Regions from separate parts of the Homo sapiens genome. Here region 2 is linked to region 1. Evidence: chromatin contacts called from ENCODE Hi-C or POLR2A ChIA-PET data. All regions are on one chromosome and are shown on one strand. Each heading gives the region's core, a stretch centred on a gene start or an enhancer-like site at or near the end of the contact. The rest is flanking DNA. Distances are from core to core; before and after follow the strand shown. Region 1 overlaps LHFPL2 (LHFPL tetraspan subfamily member 2). Region 2 overlaps ARSB (arylsulfatase B).

The links. Hi-C counts contacts between places; a loop is a spot of excess contacts on that map. ChIA-PET counts read pairs that join two places held with the same protein, here RNA polymerase II (POLR2A). Pooled maps may share reads with other maps.
Region 2: a map of heart right ventricle shows a loop between it and region 1 (2.1-fold over the local background). The contact joins two enhancer-like sites. A Hi-C loop is called at or near these places in 7 of 168 maps with a recorded cell type or tissue (GM23248, IMR-90, Right ventricle myocardium inferior and 4 more) and 10 of 50 pooled maps. POLR2A ChIA-PET finds 5 or more read pairs at or near these places in 1 of 52 experiments (OCI-LY7).

Annotation. Positions count from the first base shown.
Region 1 is chr5:78,531,903-78,536,965 of GRCh38, forward strand. All of the region lies in intron 3 of LHFPL2 (LHFPL tetraspan subfamily member 2), which reads right to left. Among named protein-coding and RNA genes, the nearest start is that of LHFPL2, 110 kb to the right of the region's middle. RefSeq lists an enhancer at 1,058-1,557. Within about 2 kb of position 2,614, at least 17 of the 41 ENCODE cell types and tissues checked have a DNase peak (open chromatin) inside an H3K27ac peak, as active enhancers do; they include heart right ventricle, where a contact is called at or near this core.
Region 2 is chr5:78,808,222-78,813,284 of GRCh38, forward strand. All of the region lies in intron 6 of ARSB (arylsulfatase B), which reads right to left. Among named protein-coding and RNA genes, the nearest start is that of LHFPL2, 160 kb to the left of the region's middle. RefSeq lists an enhancer at 1,463-1,963. Within about 2 kb of position 1,538, at least 3 of the 41 ENCODE cell types and tissues checked have a DNase peak (open chromatin) inside an H3K27ac peak, as active enhancers do; they include heart right ventricle, where a contact is called at or near this core.

The DNA of each region.
Region 1 (5,063 bases), core at 1,364-3,863:
AAGCAGCACCACCATGCCCGGCTAATTTTTTTTTTTTTTTGAGACAGAGTCTCACTCTGTCACCCAGGCTGGAGTACAGTGGCACAATCTTGGCTCACTGCAACCTCCACCTCTCAGGTTCAAGTGATTCTCCTGCCTCAGCCTCCTGAGTAACTGGAATTACAGGCACGTGCCACCACACCCAGCTAATTTTGTATTTTTAGTAGAAATGGGGTTTCACCATGTTGGCCAGGCTGGTCTCGGATTCCTGACCTCAAATGATCCACCCGGCTCAGCCTCCCAAAGTGCTGGGATTACAGGTGTGAGCCACTGCGCCCAGCCTAATTTTTGTATTTTTAGTAGAGATGGGGTTTTGCCATGTTGCCCAAGCTCATCTCGAACTCCTGGGCTCAAGCGATCCACCTGCCTTGGCCTCCTAAAGTCCTGGGACTACAGACATGAGCCATTGCACCTAACCCTGACTCAGCTTTGACCTTGGCTTTTCTCCTGCTAAGAGATGTGGCCATAAAGCCTCCTGTGGTCATCCTACAGCCATGGGGGACTTAGGGAATGAAAGTCCTGTGCTATTGATGATGAAGCAGAAAGACAGAAAGAGCCTGGGGCCCTGATGACATCATGAAGCTAACACCGTAGTCCACCTGCTTCGGGATCTCTTCTGTTACCTGGAAACAACAAAACTTTTAATTTGTTTAAAGCACCATCATTAGGTTTCAGTTAATAACTGATACATGCAGTTCTTCACTGAGATACTATGAATCCTTTTTTAAAAAACTGAATAATAAAACCATCACCGTCATTTAAATGGGGCTGTTCTAGAGAAATGCCACCGAGATGCCACTTTTTCCATCTTATTAACCAAAACACCAGCCTTTTCACCCTGACAATTCTAGGGTCAGTTTACTATTACCATGATCATTTCACTTGCCTTTCAAGTAATGTCAGAGGCAAAAATCAGGGAGGGGCAGGGATTAGAAATGTTTTCCCCAATGGTGAGCCAGGCTGACAGCACGTGGGCCTGCTGCACGTGGACAAAGGGACACACCGAGTGAGGCCCGTGGTGCCAACAACCCTGTCGTGCTGCAGACTGGGCGGTGGCCACTGACTTCAGGGACCATCTCTTGTCCTCTCTCCTCTCCCTCTCTGAGTCCACTCACAGCCTTACCGATGTGGCCGAGTAGACCAAACCCTCTGCCTCCTCAGGATGCTAAGGATTTACTGCTCTACGGGGGTGAAAACTAATTCCTTAGGTCCAGGTCAGTGCCGTCAGCTTTTCACAAACCAAGATTCCAGAAGATATCTCCCCCATTCCTGATACTGCTCCCAATAAAAGAGAAACATCACTATATGAAGATAGAGGCTGAGGAGCACTGAACATTGAGCCTTCACCGTAAGATGTTTTTAAAGAAATGAAGCTCTGTTCTATCTATTAGGTATGAGAGTAATGCCAACCATATGAACAAAGTGCTGCCTGGTGAAATTCCTTAGAAGACTTATGACAAATGCATATGAGAAGAAATGGTAATAAACAAGTATTAGTTTGTAAAAGTCCTGTTCACGCTGTGAGAGTAGGGGATGGGCGGTGTAGGATGCTATGGAAAAGGTAAGTATAAGCACAGCTCTTCTATCACCTTGAATGAAAGACAGAGGGAAAAACGCCCTCTATGGCTAGAACAATGTCAGTGCTTGAACTAAAGGTTTATAATCTGGTCAGAGCACCCTTTTAAGCAGAAGAAAAGCAAGCATCATTTACATTTCTGCCTGCTTGTAGGGGCTAAGTCATAAGCCATGTGCCAAAACCTCATCTGCAGGATCAGCTCTGAAAAGAGAAAAAGAACTCTGCCAAGCATTTATCAACACCTGAAATTGTTGCTTTTCATTCCCAGAACTGAAGCTGTTTTATTGAATTTTTTAAACCTGAGGTCCACCACTCCCCTCCAAATCTACAGGCCCTGCCTCGGGTTTTAAACCATTGCTCTAAGAAAGAAAAAAGATGCCAGAGATGCTATTAGTACAACAGAGGAGTGGAGGCCTGAGCCCTCCTGCAGCCCAGCAGAGATGCCAAATGCTCCAGGGAGGAGCTTCGTGCGACCTTCCCGGACCACTCAGGAGAGCAGGGCTCCACAGGAAGGCCCAGCAAGGAGACACATCCAATCACCGATGCTGGGGCAGGGAGAGGAGGGATATGACAACAACAAGGCTGGACCCACTGCCCCAGGAGGGTACATGTCGGAGGCTCTCAGGGGTCCAGAGACCTGGCTGTACAGTCCCCTGGAGTCCCTCCTGGAGGGACAGCAGAGGGGGCTCTCAGGAGCCGTAGGTCGAGAGAACAGGAGAGGCGGCCCCTGGGCCTGGGCCCCGCAGTGTGCTCCACAGAGAGGACAGGAAGCACAGGCCTCCTGGGAATCACCATGACGCCGAGAGGGAGAAATGGCCGGGAGTCCAGGGAGCTGCTCTGCCTCCAGCCGTGTGTCCTCGAGCAGGCTGCACTGCTCTTCCAGGGCCGTAGCAGGCTCCCCCACAAAGGACAGGGCTGTGAGCAAGGGAGCGGCTGCAGGACCCTCACAGCACCCGTGTCTATGACTCCCCCATTCCGCGGCCTCCACCGCCCTCCCCAGCGCTGACTCACTCTGGTGCCTTGTGACTGCTGGGTTTTCTTTTCCTGACTCAAAGCAAAATAGGAACAGAACAGTGGAACTCCAGACGTAGGGCCCATCTTCCCTCCTTCCCATGTCACTGAAGCGGCTCCAGGTCCTTGAGGGAAGCAATGGCTTTAGCTTTGGCTTCCAGTCCGTCACCGAAGGCCCAGGGCCTTCTCAGCCCAAACAGGCAGTGTTTTGTCAGGAGGCCCCATCAACAGCAAATGGTGCCATGAAATCACAGCAAGCTCCTCCACTTCCAGCCACCTTGCCGTCCTGGCAAAACTCCCCGGACCTGCCAACATGTGTGGGAGCGGGTAGAGGCAGGGGCAAGGCCTGGGGAGAAACACTGCCAAAGTCACACGGCCGCCTCAACTTCAGCTTTGCAGATCTTAGAATATTATTTTTTGCCCTCTACTGTAAGTTGACGGCAAAAACTTAAAAGCTTTAATGGCATTTTGTCATAAGCTGAACAAGTTTGTTGGAATGTACGGAAAAAACCCAACGACTTCTTAGGAGGAGAGAAAGCCCATTTTCTAGTGTTCTAGAACTGGTTCCATTACATTTTCTTCCTCTGAATCCCACAAGAGGAAATGAGGCTTCATCTGAACCCCAAGCCACGCCACAGGGTCAGACATCAAGGAGTGGTGTCGCCAGAGCAGGCCATTTGCCGAGGGGCTGCACGGACAGTCCTGAACTGGCACTACGCTGAGCGCCCACGTAGGCAGGGTCCTGGCCTTCCACCCACCTCCTCCCTGAGCAAATCAGGGAGGACAGACACAGACACTGACAGACAGACCCCCCTCAGATTCCCCAGATCTGGAGCTGCCTCCCTTCCCATCTCACCCCCTGCTGCCTGCCTCATCTCTCAGTGCCTCCCAAAGGGAAGAGGGGATTGTCCACGATGGCTAGTGTGAGGGGAGGAATAAAGGAGAGCAAAGACGACCTAGGACCCCCTCTCCCACCAGAGCCACACAAAGCCAGAGCAGCCAGGGGACACTAAAGGGGCCAGGAGAGAGAAGGCCCCTCCCTCACCGTCAGCCCCCAGCGCTGTCTCCTCCCAAGCCTGCTCCACCTGCTAGCTCAGCTCCCACCCCAATGCTGATGCTGCAGTAGGTGGGTGAGGCTGAGACCCACTCCCCACCAAGCCTGTGGCTGGGGGCGCCTCTGGAGCTCCTATCTAGCCCCGACACTGCCGCATGGCTGTAGCTTCCTTACGGCAGGGGGAACACCTTGGGGAAGGGCAGGCTGTGGCTCCTCCCAGACCTGACCTCAACATTTCACATGACAACAGGTGCCGGACTCTGACACGAACTCATAACAATCTATAGGTTAGTATCAAAATCACAAGTGGGAGCCCCCCAGTCTCAGAGTTCTGAGCATCAGAATAACTGTTTATGCCCTACGGGGACCTAGGCATTCTCCATGGGGACATGGGAGTCACATGGCGTGTGGGACACCTGTGCAGAGGTATTCCTGGCCTTTCTTCTATGAAGACCACCAGTCACAGCTTCCATACCAAAGCTAACTAACGCTTATCAGGAGCCCATATCAAGAACAGGCCAATGCAAGAGAGTCTCAAAAAGGCCCCAGTGGCTGAACGTGATCCCATGGAGAGTGGGGGGATCAGAAACAGCTAATGGGATGCAGAACTCATTTCGGGGCTGGGGAGGGGAGGATGCCGTACCAAGTGGGGCTTGGCCGTGGCACTGTAAATGGCTGTTGCCCCTACTGTCCAGATGCAAGCAGTCGGCCGGGCGCCCAGAAAAAAGACCCATCCAGAGGAAAGCCCTCCAAGAAAATAGGCGAGTGTCACTTACTCTTTGCCTCTGGGATAAATCTCAACAACTCATAGAACCAACACAAGTTCTGGCCTTTTTCTCTCCCAAACATGGCCTTGTCTAATTTGTTCTCCAAGAGACCACAGAGCCCAGTAAGAACTCTGGCCTCTCAGGGAATGGTTTTATTCTTCCCCAAAGGGAAAAACTACCTACATCCTCATGAAAATTTTAAATGACCAAAATGATTTTTACCTCACAGTTTCCACATCTGGGCCATTCTTCTGCCCTTAGAATTCTCGTAAAGCCTATTCCATTATTTTAGGACAGTCTCAGTTATTCATCAGCTAGCTCAGGGCTGTGTTTTTCTGAATTAAGTCATTATGTCTATTATACAATGTTCAGATTCTACCCAGCCATATGCATTTTTACCAGTAAAATCACAATATACAACACTTGTAATCTTGTCCTTATATAAGTGCCACCACCACCATGCAGCAAAAACGTTATAGGATGACAATATGACAAGAAACAGCTGTCAAACACTGGCTTTTTTCCAGCTTCAGCCAAATTCAACAAAAATTGAGCAGGGTAACTTCCTTGTGTGTCCGCCTTCAGTCTTCCTTAAAGCCCTGAAGATCACAGAAGC
Region 2 (5,063 bases), core at 288-2,787, 280 kb after region 1:
TTTACCTCCCACCCCCTCCTCCCCATATTATTTCCAAGCAAATTCCAACCATCATATTTCATCGGTAAATATTTTGGCATATATCCCTAAAAGACAAGGATCCTTAAAAAAATAAACCCCTCATAATCATGATACTATTATATTAGTAGGAATTTAATGTGCAAAGATGAGCAATGTTTCCTAGAACATTCACAATAATTCCCTAATAGCCTCCCATTTCTAGTTAGTGTTCAAATGGTCTGACTCCACATGGTTTTTAAGCCACTTTTCTGATGACGAGGCCTGCATGACCTCCTGGGTGGCTGGGAGGATGCTGTTCTAGAGCACGTAGCTGGCACAGGGTAGCTCAGCATGCTCTCCGGGCACATCCTGTACTGGGTGGAGTGAGATTCAGTTCATGTTGCACTTACACCTCCCCGCACACAGAAGCACTCCCACTAAAGCATTTCCCTAATTTCCGGAGCCACAGGCAGCTTCAGAAGTCCAAATACTTTTGAAGGCCACAAGGGACCCATCTTACTCTCAGCCTTCAAGACAGGTCAGCGCTCCTGCCTCCACTGGTGCCCCCACCCTGTTTGCAGTGATGCTGGAGGGACACAGGATGGCCCCCTGGGCTCCCTCTGCTCGGGTCAACGATGTGTGACTTTTTGCTGGACACGGGGTGTCTAGGGCAGCACACAGCAAGACGCCAATATGTGTTAGCTGTGCCATGTGCCCTACTTTTGATTTCTCAACTAGTCAGAGCTAAGATGTTAATGAAATCTACAGGCTTTCATCTCAGATAACGGATTTGCAAAACAGACATGTATAAATGACAAACTGTGTTTCAGCCACTGTGCTGGGAGGGATACAGAGATGAATGGACAGATGTCCAGGTCCCTGTCTTGGACAGATTCAGCATCTAACAAAGAATGTGAATAAATAACTCTATCATAATGGGCTAGAGCTACAGGTGCATAGAACACGCTGAGCGGGCACCGAGGGGGTTGCAATCAGTATGCAATCCTGCCAGGAAAGGTGGTGGTCAGAGCGGCTGGGAAGGACTTGCCAAGGAAGCTTACATTTGAACTGGATCTCAAAGAACAAGCCAGATTTTACCAGGCACAGAAAGGCAGGAAAGGTCACTTGGGCAACGGGAACAGCATGAGGAAAAGCACGGCAGCACATTGGTGGTGTAGGTGTCTTGTGACAGAGCTTTCGGCACATAACACAGTGCCTCTCTTCTCTGTCTACAACAAAGGCCAGCCCCGTGGAGAGCTAAAAAGAGTGAGGAACAACAGGCAGACAGATGATCCTGGAGCACGTTCAGGGAGGAGGGCAGGAGCCAGGTCTGGCTCAGCTCCCCAAGTCAGCGGCACTTCTTGCCTTCAGCTGAAGCTGGGAGACCCATCCTACGGTCAGGCTGAGGGCCGCCAGAGCCTGCGGCCAGGCCTAACACTAGGCAGAGACGACTCTGCAGCTGTCTGCTCACACTCACTGCCAGTCACGCTTCACTCCACTTTCCTGCTCTGAAAATCACGTCCTGGCAACCTGCCCATCGGACCTGGAGCCAGCCTTGCCCTCTCCACTGCGGGCCTGTAGGCCTGGCCTTGAACCCCAGCCTGCTGACATGCTTCTCAAGCTACAGGCCCATTGCTTTGGCCCTCTGATTCTGGCTGACCATGGGCCACAGAGAGGAATAGGGGGCAGCTGATGCTGGCAGTTGTAGACTGCACAAGCAGGACCCATCTCTGGGCCCTTTCCATCAAGCCTGGTCTGGTGGCCAGTGTGGTGGGCACCCCACTAGACCCCTTGATCCGGTAGTGAGTTCCAGAAGAAAAGGCACAGCTCCAAAGCTCATCTGGAGCAAACTCTGTTCTCCTAATCTCCATTCACTTCTCAAATTTCCCGACCCCCGCAAGCTTCACTGGCCTCCTAGAACCTCCCTACCAAAGGAAAAGGTTAAGTGGTCATTTCTTTAACTCTCATTTCTCTTTCGGGGACAGAGCCTGCTATTCAGGGGCATCAGGGAAGCAGGGGAAATAAGGATGGGAGTGATTAAGTGCATGTCCAAAACCAGCTCTCTGATCTCATGACTTTCTTGTACCCTTGGTACAAGTGCTCCAGAGAGAACTGAGTTGTGAAATGACAGGTAAAAACAGCACAGTGAAAACCCTTCTTGCTTTGAACAGAAAATGCAGTTGGTGCCTGTGAGTTATTTGTTTCTCCTTTGCTTTGGAAAGAGATTGTCTAGAGAATTTGGAAACCTACATCCCATTTCAGAAAGCAGACCAGATTTCTGCTGACAGTTAGTTTGGCAGGGGGTAGAGTTTGTCTGTTTTTGCCATGAGAGCTCGTTTTCTGGGGGACACACCACACGGTTCTAATTCTAGATGCCAGCAAAGCTGCGCCTTTAACCATGAAACTTGAATTAGCATTGAATGGCTTTTGAGTTTTTATTTAGGATGCATTTTAAGAAAATACAAGGCCCTCCAGCTGCAAACAGTAAGTGCCACCAAGGACTATGTGAGTTAAACATCTTTAGGATCTGTAGTCAGCCTTCCTGTGCTTTGGGAGTTTCAGGAACTTTCAACCACAGAGTACTGTGTTCAGTTGTGTCAGAAAATGACTGGGGTTGGATTTCTCCTAAGCTCTCAAAGGCTTTGAATCTTTGACATAGTGTTGTTAACATAGTTAAACTGTTTTCTACACAGAAGGCTTACTCAATACAACAAATTAGCAATACAAGAAAAGTTAGGTAAAGTTTCTATAGAAAATTCAGATCCTACAATGTTAGATTAATTTAACAACATGAAAAAATGTCCAGAGCTGTAGGTGTGATGAACTGAAGGCTCCCCCTGCTTTTGGAGGCAGCAGGAGCGCAGTACAGAAGCATGCGTTTGACACTCACAACCCGCTGCCATCCTATCATCATGTTAGGTTTCATCTTTCCAACTGGACTGCAGTTGCTGAGGTTAGCCTCCGTATACTATCCTGGTCTTGCCCCCATTTCCTAGTACAGTGAAACAATGGATGCTCTGGAATGTTTGTTGATTAAATAATTGAGATCACACATGGATACACTAGAAACTTTTTTGCAGGGCAGCATTCTTTCGGTTAGTGGGATTCTGTTCTGGGTAGAGAAGCTGCTTCCCTCATTCTCTCCCTAAGAACCTAAATTCCATCAAGAGGACACAATCACACCAGCAAGAGAAACTAGTAGGACAACTGAAATTCATCACAGGAGGCCACAAAAGAGTTAATTCAGCTCTGATATGAGGATTATGAGACAAGGGTATAAGGATTACACACAATGGATTTATAAAAGAATACAATTTTTTTTAAAGGACAAAAGTAGTGACTAGGGACGTTTGTTTCAGATGAAGAAATAACCATGTTAACCTTTTAAACATTTGCATCTGTGAATTGTAGCGGCTCAACATAAAGCAGATTGCCTACATCCACTGCAGCCATTCTGGCATGAGAAAGTTCTCTTGCCTAAAGCAAAACAGATGTGTGAGAGGAAAAAGCAAAGTCTCTTATGGGTGTATCAACATTCATAATTATATAGTTATCTCAGGAACTATAGATCGTGTGAAGCAATGAATATGGAATCCTTCCCATATTTTTTCCCTAAAAACTCAGTATAAAAAGCAGAAACTTAATATTGAAAAAACACTAATTATAAAGGCAGATGAAAAAGTTAACAGTGTATTCACATTTCATCCATACATTTTTTTTTTCTTTTTGGCCAACTGAACTAATCCTGTACCAGTGATTAAATATTCAGAATTTTTGGCCAAGTGCTGCCTAAGAGAGATCCACTTGACTGTTCAAGCAATTAGAAAAAGTGCCACATCCTTGCATGTGCCTCCAAGCAGGAAAGAGCACATCAGGGACATCTGCATATGTGTTCACATATGGGATTCACAGGCAAATCAACTTGGAAATGGGAAAGTACACAAAGGCTACCCCACTTGAGATGCAGGTCAGTATTTACAGAGCAGTGGGCAGGTGCTCGGCTGTCTGCTAGGTCCTGGGAAAGGTACAGGAGAAACACAGGCAAGAGCATGGGCACTGAACAGGAAGGAAAACAATACCCTGGAGGGCACAGCCCCCTAGCCCAAAAGAAGAGTATTTACAGTGGGGAGGGGAGGACAGAGCATGGACAAAGTCTCAACAAGCAATCATCCGAAACCAGGCTGGGAAAGTTGTTTAAGGAAATTTCAAGTTTGAATGATATGTAAAACGTGTATATGTAACAGATGAGAAGTGGCTACACAACAATCAAATCAATTTGGTAAAGATAAATGCTAATACGATTAAAATGACCCCAAATATTTGTATTATCACATTATTATAGAAATGAAGTCATATGAACATTCTGTTCAAACACACACACACACACACACACACACACACACACACACATGATATCACAATTTAGCATTAAATGCAGCTTAGAGGGCTTGAAATTGTACTGGTACACATGAGTTTAATAATAATTGATGGGCTGATGTGGTGGCTCATGCCTGTAATCCCAGCACTTTGGGAGGCTGAGGCAGGTGGATTGCTTGAGCTCAGGAGTTCAAGACCAGCCTGGGTAACATGGCGAAACCCTGTCTCTACAAAATACAAAAATTAACCGGGCATGGTGGCATGTGCCTATAGTCTCAGTTACTCAGGAGGCTGATATGGGAGGATTGCTGGAGCCCAGGTGATCGAGGCTGCAGTGAGCCGTGCTCACACCACTACGCTCCAGCCTGGGCAACACAGTGAGACCCTGTCTCAAAAAATTTATAATAATAATTGATGATAAAAAAGTTTACAAATTATGTGTACAGAGATGGAATAAGTAAATTTCTTCCTTCCTTCCTTTCTTTTTTTTTTCTCTTGCTCTGTCACCCAGGCTGGAGTGCAGTGGTGCAATCTCGGCTCACTGCAACCTCTGCCTCCCGGGTTCAAGTGATTCTCCTGCCTCAGCCTCCCAGGTAGCTGGGATTACAGGCATGTGCCACCACACCGGCTAATTTTTGTATTTTTAGTAGAGATGGGGTTTCTCCATGTTGGCCAGGCTAGTCTTG